Regions from separate parts of the Homo sapiens genome. Here region 1 is linked to region 2. The links are chromatin loops, found by intact Hi-C in ENCODE. Cell type or tissue: natural killer cell. All regions are shown on one strand. Links, peaks and the distances in the headings refer to the core of each region. The heading gives the core; the rest is flanking DNA.

Region 1 (10,300 bases), core at 670-8,669, 59 kb after region 2:
AACTGAGTTTAGACCTAAGAAAGAAATAAACTAGGCAGAGGGACATATGAAGGCTCAAGACTTCAGAAAAAAAAAAGCAGTGTACGTAAAGGGATGGAGGAACTCGGCTTGGGAAACAGATGTCGGTAGGCCGAATGGTGGTGTCAGGGATGATGGAGGTATAAAGGAATATAATTCCTGATGATTTGCCTATCTCCTGGGAGATGGAAGGAAGTGGACCCATTGTCAGGCCCATCCTGGCAAGAAAAGATGCAAATAGCTCTGTCCACACACTTACCTGTCATCCTCATGCCTAGTTGCCCAGGAAAAAAAAAAAAAAAAAAAGCAGATGACATTGAACTTCCTCCCTAAAGTGTCCTTTGTAAGTCTGCAAGAATCAAGGTGCAAGCTGCTTCAAATTAACCCATATTTTATAGTCCTGGAACAGCTGTCACCTGCTCTGCCCTGGAGAACTCATTACCTAACAGAGGGATATGCACATTCCACATATTCCCTCAGCCTTGCTTGGCCATGGGCTTTCTGAGAAGCTGGAAATCACATCTCCTCTAAATTGTTACTCCCCAAATAAGTCCCTTGGAAGGTCTGTGGGGCAGGATGCAAAGTTTTGTCTTTCATAATTAGGGAGTGATTAATTATTTAATCAGAGCAGAGAGCAGCCCAAACAATGACACCTCCTCTCATTTGTTGGGCTACAGGCCTCCATTAATCACAGATCCTGACATTCTGCATGCAAAAGGGACAGGTGGATTTGAAGCTTGGTGTTGCGATAACCTCACTACTGCTCCCTGATCTGCTTCCAAATGCTGCCAATGTGTTACGGCAAACATCACCATCAGCAGCCCAGGCTTCATTCCTAGATGAACGTCTTAGGAAGGGGAACGTTATATCTGCACATCAAGGCATTTCACTCTGTCCCTTCTCCTCGTTCAGGTACCTGGGGTTTGGCCCCACCATTCCGTCTCCTGCTGGTAACAGGTTCTGTTACTGCAGGTGTAGTTTTAAGGCTTGTTTGAGCATATGAACCGCTCACTTTGCACCTCTTCATTCTGGCCTAAGGATGCTCCCGATAGGTGCTGTTCTAACACCTCTTCATTCACAGAAGCTGCAGCCCAGGTGCCAGCAGGGACGGAAATGAGTCACCCTCTGCTGTGTCTATCACCCTCTGCATTGAGGGCTCACTTGGCCTGCCCTGAGTGCTTTCAGGTGACTCTTGTGTTCCTTGGCACCACTCATGGCCACCTCCTTGATCTGCATGCTCAGTTGGAAACTAAGACCTCCTCCAACAAAGGCCTACTCAGGCCGTTGGGGTTCTTAGCTCATCCCTGGAGAAATACATCTGGCTGGCTGTGCAGGAAGGAGATTCATTAAAAGGTAGGTCACTCAGGAGGTCATGGAATTTCCAAGAGAGCCAGAGAGTTGTGGGGATTCAGGGTTATATAGTCAGTGATATGGTTTGGCTGGGTCCCTACCCAAATCTCACCTTGAATTGTAATAATCCCCACATGTCAAGGGTGGGGCCAAGGGGAGGTAATTGAATCATGGGAGCAGTTTCCCCCGTACTGTTCTCGTTGTAGTAAATAAGTCTCATGATATCTGATGGTTTTATAAATGGGAGTTCCCCTGCACAAGCTCTCTTGCCGGCCACTGTGTAAGACATGACTTTGCTCTTCCTTCATCTTCCACCATGATTGTGAGGCCTCCATAGCCATGTGGAACTGTGAGTCCATTAAACCTCTTTTCTTCATAAATTACCCAGCCTCAGGTATGCCTTTATTAGCAGTGTGAGAACAGCCGAATATAGCCAGGAATTGATGCCCAAAGTCCCACCACTGAATGCCTGTGCCAGAAAACAAAAGTTTGTAAGTCAAGACTCTGGGCATTCAGGGGAAGAAGATCCTGGGGTTTCTGATTCTATTTGGCCAGTGACTGAAGTTCCTTCCATCAAATTTCTGCAGAAATTTACAGAGTCTGGGTCCCCCAAGACTCTCTGTGACCTCTCACCTTTTCAGTGTGCTACCAAGAACGGCTCTCTCTCACCTAAGGTTGCCAAGCATGGCATCTTTAACTCTGGCAGTGGAGGCAACATTGAGAGGCCAGAATCTCCAAGGTGCTTGTTAAAATTCAGATTCCTGGGCCTCAGCTCCAGAGATTAGAGTTTAGTAGGTGTTTGGTCAAACTCATATGGAGGTTTGGAGTTTAAATTCTTTGGCAATTTCACAGTCTTTTAAAATATCACCATGTGGCAGGGTCTGCGCTGACTGCTTGGGTAATTTTGGCATCCAGGCCTCACCCCATCCTCTAAACAGGGCCACACTTCCGTAGCCAGGAAAAGACAATGGTCCTAGGCTTCCAGGTGACCCTAAATGTGTCCCCATGAGGCACGAGGGTACTTTCTAGGGACAGATAAACACCTCTCTGCAAGTATAGGTGCCCATATTGCCCATGTTGAAATTGTGCTGCAATTCAGTTCTTCTTGGAGGACCTACACTCACAAGGACTCCTTTCTGCTCACCCAGAAGAAGGCAAAAGTCCATCAAAAGGCACGGCCTGAAAGGCACCTAGCACGTGACAGGTACACAAGAAATATTGACTGAATGAATGAACGTAGCCAGCTCTTCAAACTCTACTTCCATTCTCCTTCCACCCTCCTTCCACCTTCTCTCTCCCACAGGTGACCAGCCTATCTTGCTTCTAGTGACCTTCAGCCTTCACCTAGCAATGCTGCCATTTGGTTGGGGCCTCCTTTCTCTTCTCATTGTCTGATGCTTTGGGAACCCTGAGCTCAATGAAGCAGGCTGCTAAATTCTAAGTGAGAATCTCAGAGACCCAGAGTCTGCATCTCCATGACATGAGAAACCCCTATCAACTTCTAGGAAATGGGGCTCCTGCTAGCTCAGAAGTAGAGGGCACTGGTCCCAATGATGGGAGGCCAACAGGTTGTTGCTTGTACAATTTTATAAAAAGATCCATCCTCCTTGCTAGGGCCACCTCATTAGCTGTTGGAGGCTCTCTCATTCATTCAGTAAATATTTCTTCAGTGCCTGTCACATGCTAGGCTCTGTTCAGGCTCTGCCTTGTGATGGACTCTTGCCTTCTTCTGGATTCATGGAATAGAGTCCATGTTAGTCTGGGTCCTCCAAGAAGACACCAAGACAAACTTCCTCATGCAAGGATTTTAGTAGGGGAAATGCCAGTGTCTTCCAGGAATCAGCTACCTTAGGTATCTCTGCTGTACTCAGTCACTGACATGGAACAGCCCACAGGAGGCAGGGCCTCAGTGCAAGCACAGAGATGCATTTCAATGCATAGCCCTGGGCCCTCAATCAGTGATGAGCTCTGCTGCAGGAGGTCTGCTAGGGACATTCTCCCAATGGCCACAGAGCCCTGCTTTTAACCAAAAACAAACCAAGAAAGCACAAGTAAATTTCAGCACCAAGACAGATGTAACATAACAGGAAGTTAGATACCTCTTCTTTGGATGGTGTAGCTTTGCTAGGCCAATAGCCATTTCCTCTCTTCTGGAAGCAAGGAAAAATTATGGCAGGTGAAGATAAATTATGTCAGGTGCTGGTTTGAGTTCACTGTCCTATTTATGGAGGGCCAGGGGACTGGGCAAGTATTTTTATAACATGGCATTTGTTTACTGCTTGTTTTTAAAGCTGCTATAAATGGGGTCTCTCCGTGGTGAGGAAGCTGAGTTCTGTAACCCACTGAGTCTCCTTTTAGCCCCCAGACCCTGTGATTGTAAGGCTTCCTCCACCCCTATGGCCATCTCAGCTGTCAAGCCTTTTTCATTTGTAGCATCAGAACTTGGTGGACCCCAAGGCAAGCAAAGGTTGGCGGTAACTCTCCGTATCTGCTTTCAGCCAAGGTAGAATACACAAGAAATAAAACACTGCATTATTTCTGTTCAATCCACCCATTCCAATGGGCTCAATGTGATCTTAACAGAGGAATGAACATGCAAAAACCACCCACCAGTGTGCATTCTTCGCTTGAATCCGAGGTGAACAATAAACTGTCGTGGCGGTTTCCAGGGCTTCCTAACATATGCTACACACGTTTCTGAAGTGAAACATGTCCCTGTGTTTCTTTCGGGTCTGGTTTCTAATAGAACAGAGTAATGATGCAAGGCATGCAATTTTCATAACCAACCCTTCCATTTGCATGCACAGAAGGTGCAATAGCCCGAGGAGAAAAACAACTAAGGCACGCATGATCTGATGTGTTTCTGAATATTGGTCCTGTTTTCCTAGTGCCTTGAAAATGATGCTTGCCAACTACTTCTTCAGCCATTCACTGAAAGCTATTTATTGAGTGTTTATTATGGGCAATGCTTCTTTCAGAGAATGCTATACAGCCAGCAATGCTGATAGTTAAGGGTGTGGGCTTCCAAGGAGCTCAGTGGAGTTTTAAGTTGATGTCTGTCTTAGTCCATTTGCATTGCTATGAAGAGATACCTGAGGCTGGGTAATTTATAAGAAAGGAGGCTTATTCTGGTTCTGCAGACAAGAACCATGGCACTGGCATCTGCTTCTGGTGCAGACCTCAGGAAGCTTCCAATCATGGTGGAAGATGGAGAGGGGGCAGGGATGTCACATGGCAAGAGAGAGCGGGGAGGGAGGTACCAGGCTCTTTTTAACCACCAGTTCTTGTGCAAACTAAGAGCGAGAACTCACTCATTACCCCAAGGACAGCACCAAACCACTCATGAAGGATCCTTTCCCATGATCCAAACATCTCCCACCAGGCCCTCCCTCCAACACTGGGAGTCACATTTCCACATGAGATTAAAAGGGGACAAATATCCAAACTTTATCAATGTCTATGAGTAAGGGAGAGGAGAACAATTATATAAGCAATATCCTCATCTCTGGGAAGAAGACTCTAAGACTAGTCATAGTATAGCTAACTAGGGAAAAGTAATTATTATTTTTCGTATATATTTGTGATTTTGTGAGAGCTATGAAATAAGTGATAAGAGGCCAACCACAGATGGCCTGGGACTTTTGCATTAGTTGTGATCAAGGAATAGCCAGATTTGCCTATACCTGCAGCGTGCAAGGCAGTAGCCATCAGCACAGGTGTCTATTGTCACTTGCAGAGTGACTCTGAAATGAGGTGTGCTGTTACTATAAAACACACATTGGATTTTGAAGGTGACCTGCTCTAGACTGCAAGCTTCCAGGGGACAGGCTCTCATTTGGTCTCCTTAGAACACAGCACAGTCTCTGGAATATCCTAGGTGGTCTAAGAGGCTTGCTTGGTGGGTGGGGGAGTGAGTGTATGGGTAGCAGGTAGGCAGTCATGTCTTATGTCACTGTGTGCCCACTCTTTCTATCCCATTCTTTCTCCTCCTACAGTACTTCAGTACCTTCTCCCACATCCACTCACAACTTGCTCTTTGGCATTCAGTATGCAGAGGGCCGGCATGGATCCAGTGCTGAACCCCTCAGCATGTGCTAATCCCAGTAGCTTAAATGGGATTTTGCAGGCTGAGATGCCTACCAGCGGATCTGCAGGATTCTGAAACTCTCTGAAAGGGGCTTAAGCCTAGACACCCAGATTTCTTCCCTGTTTGGTACCTCTCAAATTTCTCCAAAAAAATGTCAGCTGACCCCAAAGAGGCATTGGGCCATTCTCTCTTTCATCTGATAGCTGGGGTTTTAGGGAGTGATTCTCTGGCCGCCATCTCTGCATTGAGTCTTCCTCCACGCCCCTCCCTCATTGTCAAATTTGCAGTGGTCATTCCTTTCTGCTCTTTTTGGGTCTTCCTCTCCTACATTACAGGTGGTAAATGAATGAGAATTGAGGAAACGGAAAAATGGGCTTATTAGAATTATGGCTAAAAATAGGAATAAATCCATTCCAAGTGAAGACTTGAAGAACCATCTTCCAAATGATGGACAGAAGCTTTGGAGCATGGGTATATGCCCTTTCCGCTGGCTCTTCCTGGGGTTTTTGAAATCAATGGAAGTGAGCCCTGGGACCCCAGCTGGCTCAAATGAGGCTCCTTAAGCCCTACCTGTGTCTCCGAAGTAGGACCTGGCTGGTGGAAAGGCCAGAGCTTACTCACAAAGAAGAGAGCCTGAGGAAAATAACCAAAAGGAATTGGGAATGAATCCACCCAAGTCTGCAGGAAACTAGCCCAAGCCATCTTCCCAGAACTTTTGCTGGCGCACACAGTCGGCAGTGAGTGACCTTTCAGAGAAGCCACAGGGAGAAGACAAAATTTCCAAAAGCAGCCATACCCACAAGTACGTGTGCTTGAGCCTTTGAAGGCACCCCCTACTGAGACTGCAGGCCAAGGCTATGCCCTGCTGGAGTCTGGCCGACTCACAGTAGCTCTCGCATCCTTGGCGATAGGATGGGCTGGGGGTGAGGTGGGATGCAGAGCAGCAGAGGCTCGGAGATGTGACTCCCAGATTATTCAGGTACAGATAAAGGTGTGCTTTTCAATAATAGGAACCTGCTGGAGGAGAAGGAGGAGAAAGAAGAGGAAGAAGAGAACAATGGCAGCACACACACACACGCACACACGCGCGCGCACACTCATGCATTTCCAAATAGGGCTTTACAATAGCCTTTGACCAATTAGAGTGTTACTAAATAGCCTTCGATTTGGATAACTTGAAGAAATAAGCAACAAATAATTTCTGAAAATGGCTTTTTTATGTACAGTGGATCCTTGAACAACATAGGGGTTAGGGGCATTGATACCCCTTTCAGTCAGAAATCTAGGTATAACTTCTGAGTCCCCCAGAATTTAACTACTAATAGTCTACTGTTGATCTTCACCAGAAGCCTTATCAATAACACATACAGCCACTTAACACATATTTTGTATGTTCTATGCATTCTATACTTTATCCTCACAATAAAGTAAGCTAGAGAAAAGAAAATGTTGCTAAGAAAATTGCAAGGAAGAAAATATATTTTCTACTCATTAGGTGGAAGTGGGTCTGGATCATCATAAAGGCCTTTATCCTACTCATCTTCACGTTGGGTGGGCTGAGGAGGAAGAGGAGAGGTTGGTTTTGCTGTCTCAGAAATGGCAGAGGCAGAAGAAAATTCACGTGTAAGTGGACCCTGGCAGCTCAACCGCATTGTTCAAGAGTCAACTGTATAACTTTTAAACGATGTATCTATGTATATCTATTTTTGAAAATACAATAATAATGATGACAAATGAAATGAAAATCAGCACACCAGGCAGGATTCTTTGAGCTGGTTTTCTCCTAAGTCCACAGAATACAACTCTGTAGGGGATTCCAGTCCGAACCTGTACTAGGTCCCCAAGCTCCTTCTCCTCCAGGCTGCTCAGGACTGCCCTCTCAGTGAGTGTTTCACTCTTAACCCACACTTACACCGAGCCATTATTTAATAACCTCTTTGTCTGTCACTGTAATTGTAATAATTACACACATTGAGGGAAGGGGGAGTTGGAAGCATAGTTTCCTTTTGAATTTGGAAAGAAAAAAAGTTTAATCAGGGGGCCGGGCACAGTGGCTCATGCCTGTAATCCCAGCACTTTGAGAGGCCGAGGAAGGCGGATCACCTGAGGTCAGGAGTTCAAGACCGGCCTGGCCAACATGATGAAACCCCGTCCGTACCAAAACCACAAAAATTAGCCAGATGTGGTGGCAGACACCTATAATCCCAGCTACTCTGGAGGCTGAGGCAGGAGAATCACTTGAACCTGGGAGGCAGACGTTACAGTGAGCCAAGATGGCGCCACTACAGTCCAGCCTGGGCTACAGAGTGAGACTCCATCTCAAAAAAAGGAAGAAAGTTTAATCATTCCCTCCTATAAGCAAAGCCCAGTGTGAAGATGGGTGAGGTCCTGGTGGAGCTATTGTTATCTCTTGAAAGCTATTTTATTCTTTTGAAATAAATTGCAAGAAAATAGACACAACCACATCGAGACCGCCGCAAACTGCTCTCTCGTCTTCTACCCTCTCCTCTGTGCTCCTCCATCAGGCACACCTGCCAGATTAATCCTCCTAAAATGCCACATTAATCATGTTACTGCTGCTCACTGATCTACACAGCTCCTAATTACTTAGAGAATTAAATTCAAACATGGACTTGACTGCTCTGGGCCCTCCCCAGCTGGGCCACATTCCATGGCTGGCCCCCTTACCAACATCTTTCTGTGTTTCTACCCTTCCTTCTGACAAATGAGTCTGCTCACCGTTTCTCAAATTAATTGTGCATTTTCTCAACACCAAGCATTTGCTCACTCTATTCCCTGGGCCATAAAGCTATTTCATCATTCTGTTTGTCTTTTTCCCTCCCTCCCTCCCACCCTTCCTTCCCTCCCTTCCTTCCCTGCCTTCCTCCCCTCCCCTCCCCTCCCCTCCTCTCCCTCCCTTCCTTCCTTCCTTCCTTCCTTCCATAATCATGGAGTATCTACAATGGATTAGGAGCTGTGGGTGAATCCTACTCCCTCCTCCACCTGCCCTGCAGGATGTCCTCCCCCTCCACAGCACACACCACTTAATTTTTTGTCATTAGTTTGTCAGTTAGTCATAAAATCCTGTAACCACCTCTTATGCTACTCAAAAATATATTTACCTAATCTCTCAATAAGATTTCTCCCTGCCAGGATCATGGCTTATTCTTTTTGGTACATGACGTAATGCATTGCCCATAGTAGGTAGGTTTCATAGACATTTCTTATATGTATGAATTCATTGTGGATGAATTAATCCACAGTGAATTGATGGATTAATTTTATTAAAATTCATTCTTAATGACTTCTGTACTTTGATCTTTCCCTAACCATAGTGCTGCAAGCTTAGCTATCCCTGCAGGGTAGAGGACTGTGTAAGGTGAAGTAATTCCTGAGCTAAACATCTGGGCATTTTATAACTGTCCAATGGCAACAATAAAGCCTTGAGCCAAATCACAGCTTGGGATGTTATTTCATCATTCTCAGTGGATCCATGCCTCAGGGAAACCCATGGCATAGACAGACTCATGATTTTAAAAAGCAGAATAAATAAATCGAGGGTAGAATATTGCCTGTGCACCTGGAGGACATTATGCTAAGTGAAATAAACCAGTCATAAAAGGAAATAATGTAGGATTCCACTTACATGAATTCCTAGAAGAGTCAAATTCGCAGAGACAGAAAGCAGAATGATAGTTATCAGGGGCTAAGCTAGGGTAGAGAGGGAATAATTGTTTAACGGATACAAAATTTCTGTTTTGCAAGATGAAAATGTTTAGGCGATTACTTGTACAACAACATAAATGTAATTGACACTACTGAACTTAAAAATAAAGAAGGTAAATTTTATGATATGTGTACTTTCTCACATTTCTTAAAAATTTTTAGCATGCCTTTAGTCCCAGATACTTGGGAGGCTGAGGCAGGATAGCTTGAGCCCAAGAATTCAAGGCTGCAGTGACCTATGACTGCACCACTGCACTCCAGCCTAGGTGACAGAAGGAGACGCTATCTCTAAAACAAATAATAATAATAAAATAAAATACACAGAACTAAAAAATTTAAATAACCATTAAAAAGAAAAAAGTAACTGCTTGTGAAAGAATTCTGAGGTATGTTTGGCAGATTAAAACATTTCAATGGTGGCAGAAGAAAAATGCCTCTGCAGTGGTTTTCAGATAACAAGGAATTTACAGGTTTTTGTTTTGTTTTGTTTTGTTTTGTTTTGTTTTGTTAGCAAGAAAGCTGCTCTAATATATTTCAGGTGACTAGATGGACCATTTTTTGGAGTATCTTCCAGTCTTGCCGTCTCAATAAATGGGTGAATGCCTCCATTGTCCCGAATGTTTATTTCTGCATTCTCATCTTGAATAATTATAAAAGAGAATAGCCTTACAGATCACTTACAATTTATAAAATCTCTCAAGTTTGCTGTTTTCAAAGACAGGGATGTCCGTGTCAGCACCCCCGTTTCCACATTTGATCATGGGCAAGAAGGAATTTTTTTTCTTTTGAGTGAATTCTTTTCATTATTTTCATGAACCAGTTTCTCCTTATTTGATCTTCTAAACTAGACAAAGTTTTGGATGACCTTTTTATAAAATCCTTCTTCTATATTGGACAGCAGTTTGTGTATGCATACTTGTTTTTTTTTTAACCACATCTGTAGTATTTTCTATGGCTCATGGATAAAACACTTAAAAATAAAGAAAAGAGCTTTTTTTTTTTTTTTTTTTTTTACAGCATCTCGCTTTGTTGCCCAGCCTGGAATATAGTGGCGCAATCTCAGCTCACTGCAGCCTTGACCTCCTGAGCTCAAGTGATCCTCCCACCTCAGCCTCCCGA
Region 2 (10,300 bases), core at 1,603-9,602:
TTTTAGTTGAGATGGGGTTTTGTCATATTGATCAGGCTGATCTTGAATTCCTGAACTCAAGTGATCTGCCTGCCTCGGCCTCCCAAAACGCTGGGATTACAGGCGTGAGCCACCGCGCCCGGCCCATTCTGAGGTTTTTAAAAAGGCAAACACATGTAAAAACAATTTGAAAGAATGTTAATCGCTATATAATTTTTGTATCGCAAGAACTTGTAGAATGTTTTCTCTTACCTAGACATGAATAAATTTAAGCACTTAATATTAAATCACAATTTTTATTGAGCACTTTAGTACATAGCAGGTGAAAATTTTCTCTGTGCTAGGTTCGGATATTTATATTATAAATGAAAGCAAATATGTGTGGCTGAGGAGGGTTGAGGCAGAGAGAAAAAGGGGGAAGGAGATTTGTCATGTTAGTTACATAACTCCTTCAGTGTTACCCAAGATATCTGGAACTGATCCAGGAAGAAGACCTTTTCTATCCATTATCATCCCAAAGCCTACAATTTGATGAAGATGTTTCTAAATAGTAAAGAGTGGTGAGCAGGTCACAGAGGGTAAAGCCTTCACGGTGCTTAGGTCACAATCTTCTCACCTTAATAAATCATCAACTCTTTATGAAGCAGGCAGTGCAATCCCAGATAATAAAACCTAATTGTTTGGCTAGCTATGATCCCCAGAGACTCTAAGGGGCCTAAATAAATTAACCTCAAAAATGGCAAAGATGTGGGGAAGAAAGGGTCAGTGTTTAAGCCCAAGAGATGGAAAACCTGAGCCTCCAACCATGGCCTACCCAACAGCCTTTGTGACGTTTACAAGTGCTCCTAGTCTAGAGAAGTTTATTATAAAGTTATTATTTCCCTCTCTTTTTTGACATCAAAATATGAAAGAAGGGTGGCTCAAAGGGCAAGGGCATTTGCTAAGAGAGGTTCCTTGGTGTGGGGAGTTTTCCTCTATAGGTGAGAAGTCCACCTACCACAAAGTAGAAATTCCTTAAGTCAGATTTCAGAGAAAACTCCCTTTCTCTTGTGGTGTAAACTTAATTAATATTTCACCAGTGTCTACATATTTGATATTTATTGACTTTTTTTTTTCTAAGTTTGGGTTAACCCCAGATGGTAAATTGCAAGCAGAGAGTGCCCTAATCCAAAGAAATCTGTGAGGCAAAAATGCAAATCGTTCTTGCTTCTGGATACTTTGGTAACATTGATCAATGTCAAGGGTGTTAGGGTGCCTAATGATCTGACAATTATTCTTCACGGACATTTATTGCCCAGGTTAAAATATTTTCTAATCCCCACCACCCTCTCTCTCTTCCTGCCCCCTTCACCCTGCAACAATTCAACCACTTCACACAAGACATAAAAGGTGCAGTCATCAGTATTTAAAGGACTTGGAAATCATAAGTGATAAATGGACTAATGTGCTCCATTTTGTAAATGTTTATCTTTGATAAACACAAGACTTTGTGCTTTTAAGTGTCTAACACAGAACCTGGCTTGAAGTGGATGTTCAATGAATATTGGTTTCCTGAATACATAAGTGAACGAGGTACTCAATGTAATAGCCTAATAGTCTAAAATAAAATACTTTCAAATGCTTACTTTGCAACCCCTGACTAATAAAGAACAGAAATTTAAAATGTACTTTTAAGTCTTTGTATGTCTTATGTTGGTGGGGATTATTTTTAATGAAGTAACACAAGGTGGAAATAGTACACCAGCAGTGGCTTCATTGAACTGAATGCTGTGTGGGTGAATTACTTAGCTGAAGCTTCTGCAGTATAGCAGTAAGAATAGTACTTCCCTCGTAGGGCAGGGGGTAAGGGAATTGTGTGAACTACTGCATGAAATCACTTAGCCCAGTGCCTGCCACCAGGTAAGCATTCAACAGCTATTGCCATTCTCATCTTTACCATCAACAGCAGCATCATCTCAGGAGCTAATTGATAGGTTCCAAGTCCTATTGATTCCAGAGGTTTCGTCAAGGACCTCTCAGACCATTATAAAAATATGGTGAACAACCCCAGGCTCCAGGGGCTAAATGGCTGGTGTGTAAACAACCAGAAAAGTTCTACCCTCCCTAAGTGGTGCACTTATACAGAATATTCCAAATTCCTTCCGAAAGTCCTTTCCTTTGACTCAGGAAAGCTATTCTGGTTCCAAAATCTATGGTTGGAGTTTTTCAGAAAACAACCGGCCTTAAACATGCAATCAGTCGAATTTTGTTTAACCTTGGCATAGTCCCCCCTCTGTTCTATCTACTTTAAACAAACCTTTAGGGAGATTGAGAGCCAGAGAGAGTACAGAGGGCCAGGAGGCAGCGGGGCAGGTAATCAATTGTACCAGAGATATATTTTTTTTAATATCAAGGATAAAACTCTTGAGAAGGGGACATGATTGGGGCCAGGCACAGTGGCTGACACCTATAATCCCAGCACTTTGGGAGGCCAAGGTTGGTGGATAATTTGTGGCCAGGTGTTCAAGACCAGCCCCGCCAACATAGCGAAACCCCATCTCTACTGAAAATACAAAAAAAATTAGCTGGGCATGGTGGAGGCTGAGGCACGGGAATCACTTGAATCCAGGAGGTAGAGATTGCAGTGAGCCAAGATCATGCCACTGCACTCCAGCCCGGGCAACAGAGCGATACTTTGTCTCAAAAAAAACAAAAACAAAAACAAACAAAAAGAAGGGTACATGATTGGAAATTCTGATGAGAGGGGTTTCTGAGTTTAGAAAGGGCACAAACAGTGCAAACCTGTTCATGAACCTTTACATGTCATGAACAGGGCAGAATGCTTCAGGAAAGAATTGTCGAAAGTAAAAAAGCAAATAATGGATGCAGCTTATTCTAGTTATTGAAGAATCCAAAGGGATGGAAGCTAAATGTAGCACATGGCATGGGCGATGTCTCAACAGTGAGTGGGATAACAAGTCGTTTTAATGGTTCAGGGCCAATAACCGGGGAGGATGAGGAACGGCATCTCTGTTTTGAGTAAACAAGAGTGATTTCCTTCCCTGACACTGAAAAATGAAACCTTTGGGGAGATAGAGGAAGGGTCTGGGGAAGAGGACAGAGAATAGAATTAAAGATGGAAGTAAGTCTGGGTGCAGTGGCTCATGCCTGTAATCCCATCACTTTGGGAGGCCGAGGGGGTGGATCGTGAGGTCAGGAGATTGAGACCATCCTGGCCAACATGGTGAAACGCCATCTCTACTAAAAATACAAAAATTAGCTGGGAGTGGTGGTGCGTGCCTATAATCCCAGCTACTCGGGAGGCTGAGGCAGAAGAATCACATGAACCTGGGAGGCGGAGATAGCAGTGAGCTGAGATTGCGCCATTGCACTCCAGCCTGGCCAACAGAGGGAGACTCCGTCTCAAAAAAAAAAAAAAAAAAAAAAAAAAGATGGAGGTGAAGGAATGAGATTCTCGTGGAGACATTTTGGTTTTTTATTTCCTAGGAGAAAGTTGATCATGGGTGTACAGTTAGGAGAAGTGTCACAAAGAGACTGGCACTAAACTGGAAATGGAAGTCACATCAGAAGGTTTGCAATCCCACAGAGAAACCCAAAAACATGGGGAGAGGTTGGTATGAATAATGCAATGATAGATGGAAGGGCTTGATGAGTTGGTTGAGTTTTGTATCAAACCTGCTATGAAATATAGGGCCTTGGAACAAGGACTTTGTCTACCCTATTCTCCACTGTATCATCAGAACAAGAACAGCTTCCAGCACATACTAGGTGCCTTACAACTATTTGTTGAATGACTACATGAATAGAAGAAAATATTAGGGATCCCTAAACACTACAATACAAAATAAGAAGTATTGTTTAAGTCAATACCCAAGAAATAAGGTCCAGAGTCCCCCAGAAATGGCAATAATCTTTTATATAAGGACAGCGAGTTGCACTCAATATGTTGGGTCTACAGATTTGTCAGGATGCTAAGACTCTGGTCAAAGGATGTACATGTCTGGTTAAGTGAGAATGAGGTTGCAGCCTGCAACTAAGGTGACGCAGAGAAAGAGTTAAGAATAGAAAATTGGACCCTGAGCAGCGGCTCACATCTGTAATCCCAACACTTTGAGAGGCTGAGGCGGAAGGATCTCTTGAGGCCAGGAGTTTGAGACCAGCCTGGGAAACATAGCAAGACCCTGTCTCCATAAAAAAATTAAAAATTAGTTGGGCATGGTGGTGCATGCCTACAGTCACAGATATTCAGGAGGCTGAGGCAGGAGGATCTCTTGAACCCAGTAGTTCAAGGCTGCAGTGAGCCATCATCATTGCACCACTGTACTGCAGCCTGAGCAACAGACAGACACCCTGTAAAAAAAAAAAAAAAAAAAAGGAAGCAAACTGGAGACTACGAAGGAGGTGATCAAGAGGTGATAGAGTTGGTGTAGATACTGAAGTTCTATTGGAATGCTGATGTGTGAACGGGAGGAGAAGAAGGATGTTAATTAGGGGTGAAAAGCATCAATGAAGGAAGAGGCAGGGGCCTGGGACCAGCCTGTGATTCCATCTGGAGGACAGAGTGGCTCGCCCTATCTTGGGGATGTCTTGTGAGTACAAGAATCACAGATGGAAAGAAGGGCAAGGGACAGGGGCATCTTCCTTAAATCACATTGATAGGTTCATGTATGGTGCACATGTGTCACATATATGATGCAAAAGGGGTCCTGGCCCCTTGGTGATGGCATAGATGTGTGTAGCCACATTTAAGGAGTCACCAGTTGAAGTAGAGATGTTGAATTATTCTCACAGAGAAAATTCCTCAAGCATAAAGAAGTTCAGAAAAATCTCATCTTTTCAACTGCATTATGCTCTGACCTAGGTCTTTGCCATTTTTCTTTCATTGTGTATTTTTTTCCAAGTGACCAGCAATGCTGAATGAAACAGTCAATCCTGATTTATTTGGACTCCTGGACAGTGTGCCCGTACGCGCGCGTCCACACACACACACACACACACACACACACACACACACACAGACACACACACACTTTTTTTTTTAATACTCAACTATTCAGGATCAGAGTCCATAAATCTGTTTTTGAAACTTTCTCTAAAAAGAGGCTACAGTTATGTGCCTCTAAACATCTGGCCAAACTGCAGAAGAACCCAGTTAACTATCCAGGTGTGAAATTCACAGTGGGCTGAACATGGGTATTTAGAAGTACTCCACGCAGTGGGATTTCTTTTTCAGCTTTCTGTACACAGACCAGAAAAGCAGCTCAGTAATGGTGTCAACTAGATCCATTCCTGTGGGAGTCCCACTTCTTAAGAGAGGAAGGAATGATGAACGAATGAATGAATGAATGAATGAATGAATGAACGAACAAACGCAACAGTGCTCTCAGCTCTGGAGAGAACAAGCTACAGAGCCCAAAGCGGCTGGATGCTCCGGCTCAGCCCCCCTCGCCTCCTGCCCTGGATGAGCTGCCCTGTGGGTTGTTACAGATCACTGTTCTTGGTTCAAATGCGTTACCTAAGACAGAGATCATTTGTCAAGTGAGCAGGGTACACAGAGAGCTGTAGGCAGATTATGGAAAGAGAGAGGGAGGAGAGAGAGGGAGGAGAGAGAGCGCGGGAGAGGGAGAAAGAGAGAGGGGACCAGGGCGAGGAGAGGAGCAGGCTTCTCCAGGAACGGCGCTTTGCAGGCGCTGGGGATTCAAGTTAGACCGGGTGGCGGTGCAGAGGCGCCACCCGGGAGAGGGGAGCCACCACGGCTCCCGACATGGCTCTTTTCATGTGGGATGCTTAAGCACGGCACACAGAGAGAGTAACTTGCAGGAGACAGAAACTGGCATGAGGATTCTGCCACCATGGAAGGGCTCCTGTCTCCGATGAGGACGAAGGTAAGGGGAGTGGATCTGGATTTCTTTTCCTTCTGCTTGGAGGGACAGAAAAGGCTCTGTGCATGGGAGGAGGCTCACGGAGCTTTTGTCTCATTTCAGAACTAGGCTGGCGATTGCAACTGGATCTCTCAAAGAATAGGCTTGCCTGCACGGCAGCGCGATCTGAGGGGAAGGGGAGAGCAGAGAGGGGAGCGAGCCATCTGTCAGCGTGGACAATGGGAACCTCAGTAAATGAGTTCGCCTCTCGGTTGATTAGACAGCCATATTTTAGCAGGATTTCCAGTCACTCTTGCTTTGGGGCCGTGCAGCCCTCGGAGCTGTTCGTTTGCAGGAAGTACCAATTTCTCAGATCGTATTGCTGTTTAGCAGGAGGAGTAACACGTTTAAGGCAAAGAGTGTGCCCAGCTCCCACTTGAAATAGCCTCTTTCCTCTTCCTCTTCCTCCTCCTCTTCTTCAGAGCAGGAGGACCAGGGAATCCTCTCTGTAGAAAGTAGGTTAATGCATTCTGGAGGCCAGTGTGTTCTCGGAAAAATAGCAGACCTGCAGAAAAGATTTCAGAGCACTGCTCTAGCCTGACATCTTGAACTTGGTCCTGTAACATTTAGAAATGCTCACGGGGAACTGGTTTTGGTCTCCTGAAGACTCTAAGCGCTTGTTCTTCTTGGCTGGAGTTTGCTTTTTCACTTTCAAGAGACGCTTTGAACGTGGGGTTTTCCATTATAAGCTCAGACGATGAAGGTGTTATTTGATATCTGCTATATTTACCTATAACTCTAAATGGATAGATCCAAAGTTTTCAATAATGCTAGAAATATTACTTTTCTTAACCAGAAATTTCAAAACAAATCAAGGGGCAAATAGATCTCTAAACACACAGCAGAGTTAAAGTCAATAGGACAAAGCTTTGATTTACCTCATCTCTTTGATGCCCTGTGTAATGATTTGGACACAAATAGACTCTTGTCATTGAACATTTTTTTTTCCTGCTGGTTAATGAGCCTGACCATGATATTTTCAGAGAATGTTAGAAGTAGGTCTTGTGCAGGAAGACACCCCATCCTTTGCGAGAATTTCCCATCTCTGTTATGTTCACCCATGTCTGAGAGTCATTCATTAGAAGGATAGCCTCAAGTGAGAGTTTGTTACAAAGGCTCTAACTCCAGCCCTTCTGCGGGCTGGCAGATCTTTGAGATCCCCTTGGTGACCCACTTGTTCTCACTGGGCATGTAGCTGGAATCCTGTTGCTTACAGGCAGTACACTTCAATCCAAGGTGCTGTTTCATGATCCCCTACCACAGCAAAGAAAATGGCAAATGACACTGGCATCCTAGCTCACTTGATTGACAGGATGAGGTTTGAATGCTTTGGGGAATGGCATCGTAATCTGTTCATTTGACCAGGTTTTCAAATTGCAAACTATCGCAGTATTGTGCAGTCTCTGGCGCCTAACAGATCTGTGGATCCGAGCTCCTAACCTCACGCGAGTACAACTCTCGTAGACTTCGAAGGGAGTTTCCTATGCAAATAATCAGGACCCAGGCTCTGCGTAAATCACACCATGAGCCGATTAAAATGGCATGCTATAGTCGGGGGAGAAATGGATGTCAGTGAGTCAGGCTGCTCACATATTATATTTATCAGTATCACTCACATCATGGCTTGTTCCTTGATCATCATATTGTCTAATAAACATGGAAACTGTGGGGTTCGGGTCCTACCAAAGTTTAAACATAAAATCTCTACATAGCAAATAGATTCTCATTCAAACCCTTCAGTTTTTAGGTTTCAAGGGATTTGTGTATGTGTATGTGTTTAAATTGCTTCTGTGAATTCTTTTTTAGTCTTTTTATTTCTAATGCTGGAAATGGATATTTCCATATTGAAAATTCAAACTGCATTTGAATTCAGTGACCTACAATATCATCATGACTGAGGGAACAAGACCTGACTGGGCAAGAGGAGAATCCCATTGGCAAGGCTTGGTTTTAAATCCTAAGTTGCCCTGTCCAAATGTTGTTGAAATTACCCAGCGATATTTTTAATTTATCCGAAGAGAAGACATATCCGTGACAAGGTGGTTGCCATACTTAAACTTTGATCACATTATGCCTCCTTAAGTCTGTTCTGAAATATTTTCTCCCTTTGGTGAGGATTTAGCTTGAAGTTTCTGATTTCCTGGTATGATGATAGGTCAGACAAAGGAAGCCTCCTAGAGCTAAATTTTGGCATGTTATGGTTATTCAATAACTTATGGACAGTTTAAAGCAAGCATTGAGGTAAATTGGACATCATGCAATAATTTCATTACACCATGTAATGGACTTAACCAGTCTAAATCATGGGTGCTTAATGCATTTTTATCTTGGGATTTGCATAATTGGCACATAAATATGCATGAGATTAACTGGAAATGGCAAAACAGGGTGAGAAACACAGTTCATGAGCATTGAAATTAAGGCAGTTGCAGAGAGGGCACCTGAACATACTCTGTCTCCTGGGTGGGCGGCCACACTTGACATACCTAGAAACAGACAGGGTGGCAGCTGGCCTCCCCTAATCACAGTTAGTGCATTGTCAGTGATACACAGCCATTGCACAGCTTTGGCTTTTGGCTGGATTCACTTGGGCACACTGCTTATTCTTCCTTTTATATATAATGCAATCTAAAGGAGTCTCTAGGCTGATGGATATATTTCTAACTGGCCTTCTGGCAGGCCCTGACACAGGTCTCAGGATTTCAACCATAGCAAATGATGTTTGCAGAGGCAGGGGTGAAAAAAGCAAGAAAAAAAGAGAGAGAGAGAAGGTGATTGAGTGGTTTCTTCTATGAGAGTAAAGGAAATCATTTTATAATCAATCATGTCCGTGAATTTTTTTAATGTGTCCTTTTAGTTAGATTTTTAATCCTCCAAACTTCATAATTCCATCTAATCTTCTGAGCCCTGCTTCTAGTGAATGAGGCTCGCAAAAAACAAACAAATAAACAAAAAAAAAAACTCCCCTCGTATTCAGCGTCTTGTGATTCATGGTGGCTGCAAAATTTGCAGGGAGCACTTTGGTAAGGCCACATGAAATCAGGCCAAGTCTTTACTTTTCATGACTGTAAGGAGTGTAATCTGAAGAAACTGTGGCATCAAAAGAAGGTGGAGAGGAAGGGAGGGGAAGAAAAGAGGAGAGGAGAGGACGGGGAGAAGAGGCCAGGGAAGAGAGGTAGGGGAGTGGAAGGGAGGGAAGATGGCTTGATTGGAGTTCTTTTCTTAAATATCCAAATAAGATTATAGCTATGTTTTTACCAAATGTTTGTGCGGTAAATAGAGAGTGGATGGAAATTAACCCTAGAAAGGATAGTTGTAACTTTTAAAAAGTTGATTAACTATTTCGTGTGCTAATTTGAGTTTTTCTGAATACTCCAATATGGTTTCCTTTAACACCTGCTCTCAGTTTACAATCACCTAACTTCCCAGCGTTGGTGTCTTTTTCTCTGTCTGACCCTGTCTTATTTCTCCTACAAAGACATATCCTGCGCTGTACTTCAGATACTTTTTTCGAGGAACATTTGTGATTTGTGGCATAAAGTAACTGTCTAAAGGAAATCTTCTGAGAGGATCTGGTCATTTTATGAAAGGGGCAATTAAGGGGAAATGGAAGCAGATCTTTTAAAGAAGGAGCATTTGAAATTAGCCCAGGAATCATGTCCGGCGAGTCCTGCTCTTTTGTACCTGGGCATAATAGTCAGCCACACAGAGCTAGAGTTAGTTCAAGAATTGTCTTTCCTGATCATGCTATATTTTTGGAAACACGTTAGATACAGAGGTAAGATGTCAAAATTCTGAAATACACACAATATAGGATCAAAAGGAAGAATAAAATATGTATAGTCAAAGCTCTATGGCTCCTTAGGGCAATTAGTATAGAGTATGTGAAACTCTTAAAGTCACTTAGAATTATTCGACATCTGCTTGAAACTTTGCCAGGATTCCATGGAGAATAGTGCCTGGAATGATCCACTGTGTTCCACCTTGCTTGTACATGAATTCAGATCAAGCACTGGAATTTCTCATGTAAAGAACTCTGTGAACCAGAAATCACTAAGGGTTAAGGAATGGTTAGCCTGAGTGGGATGACTGTGGAAGGCTTGACAATTACTTGCAAATACACTAAATATCACACACATGATTATGCCCAAGCCTATGACAGCCTATACTTTATCTTAATGGAGACTTGAATAAGAGGAGATTTGTTGGAGCTGAAGAATGACAGGTTTAGATTAAATTCAAGGAAATGTTTGCTGATATCAAAATGTTTTCCTAAGAAAGTGTGAGACAGTTTCTAATCTGAAGGGGCCTCTGAGATAGTGTTCCAAGAAAGGGCCACATACACAAAGTGACCCCCAAATACAGGAGGAGACAAGAAACCAAAGAACAAGGACAAAATC

What was found. A loop is a pair of places that touch in the nucleus more often than their neighbours do. Peaks named below come from ENCODE experiments on the same cell type or tissue, not always from the same donor. Only the 100,000 strongest peaks of a DNase experiment are listed, where the experiment ranks them.
Region 1: it touches region 2 in a loop (3-fold over the local background); 2 of 110 quality-filtered maps call a loop at or near these places.

What each region holds. Positions count from the first base shown.
Region 1 is chr10:14,110,020-14,120,319 of GRCh38, reverse strand. All of the region lies in intron 2 of FRMD4A (FERM domain containing 4A), which reads left to right. Among named protein-coding and RNA genes, the nearest start is that of FRMD4A-AS3, 41 kb to the right of the region's middle. In natural killer cell, for the core only: no CTCF peak of the experiment used is centred there; no DNase peak of the experiment used is centred there.
Region 2 is chr10:14,169,576-14,179,875 of GRCh38, reverse strand. All of the region lies in intron 2 of FRMD4A (FERM domain containing 4A), which reads left to right. Among named protein-coding and RNA genes, the nearest start is that of FRMD4A-AS3, 100 kb to the right of the region's middle. RefSeq lists a silencer at 2,408-2,569 and an enhancer at 3,929-4,428. In natural killer cell, for the core only: no CTCF peak of the experiment used is centred there; DNase peaks (open chromatin) are centred at 5,755 and 6,175; H3K27me3 peaks cover 1,802 bases.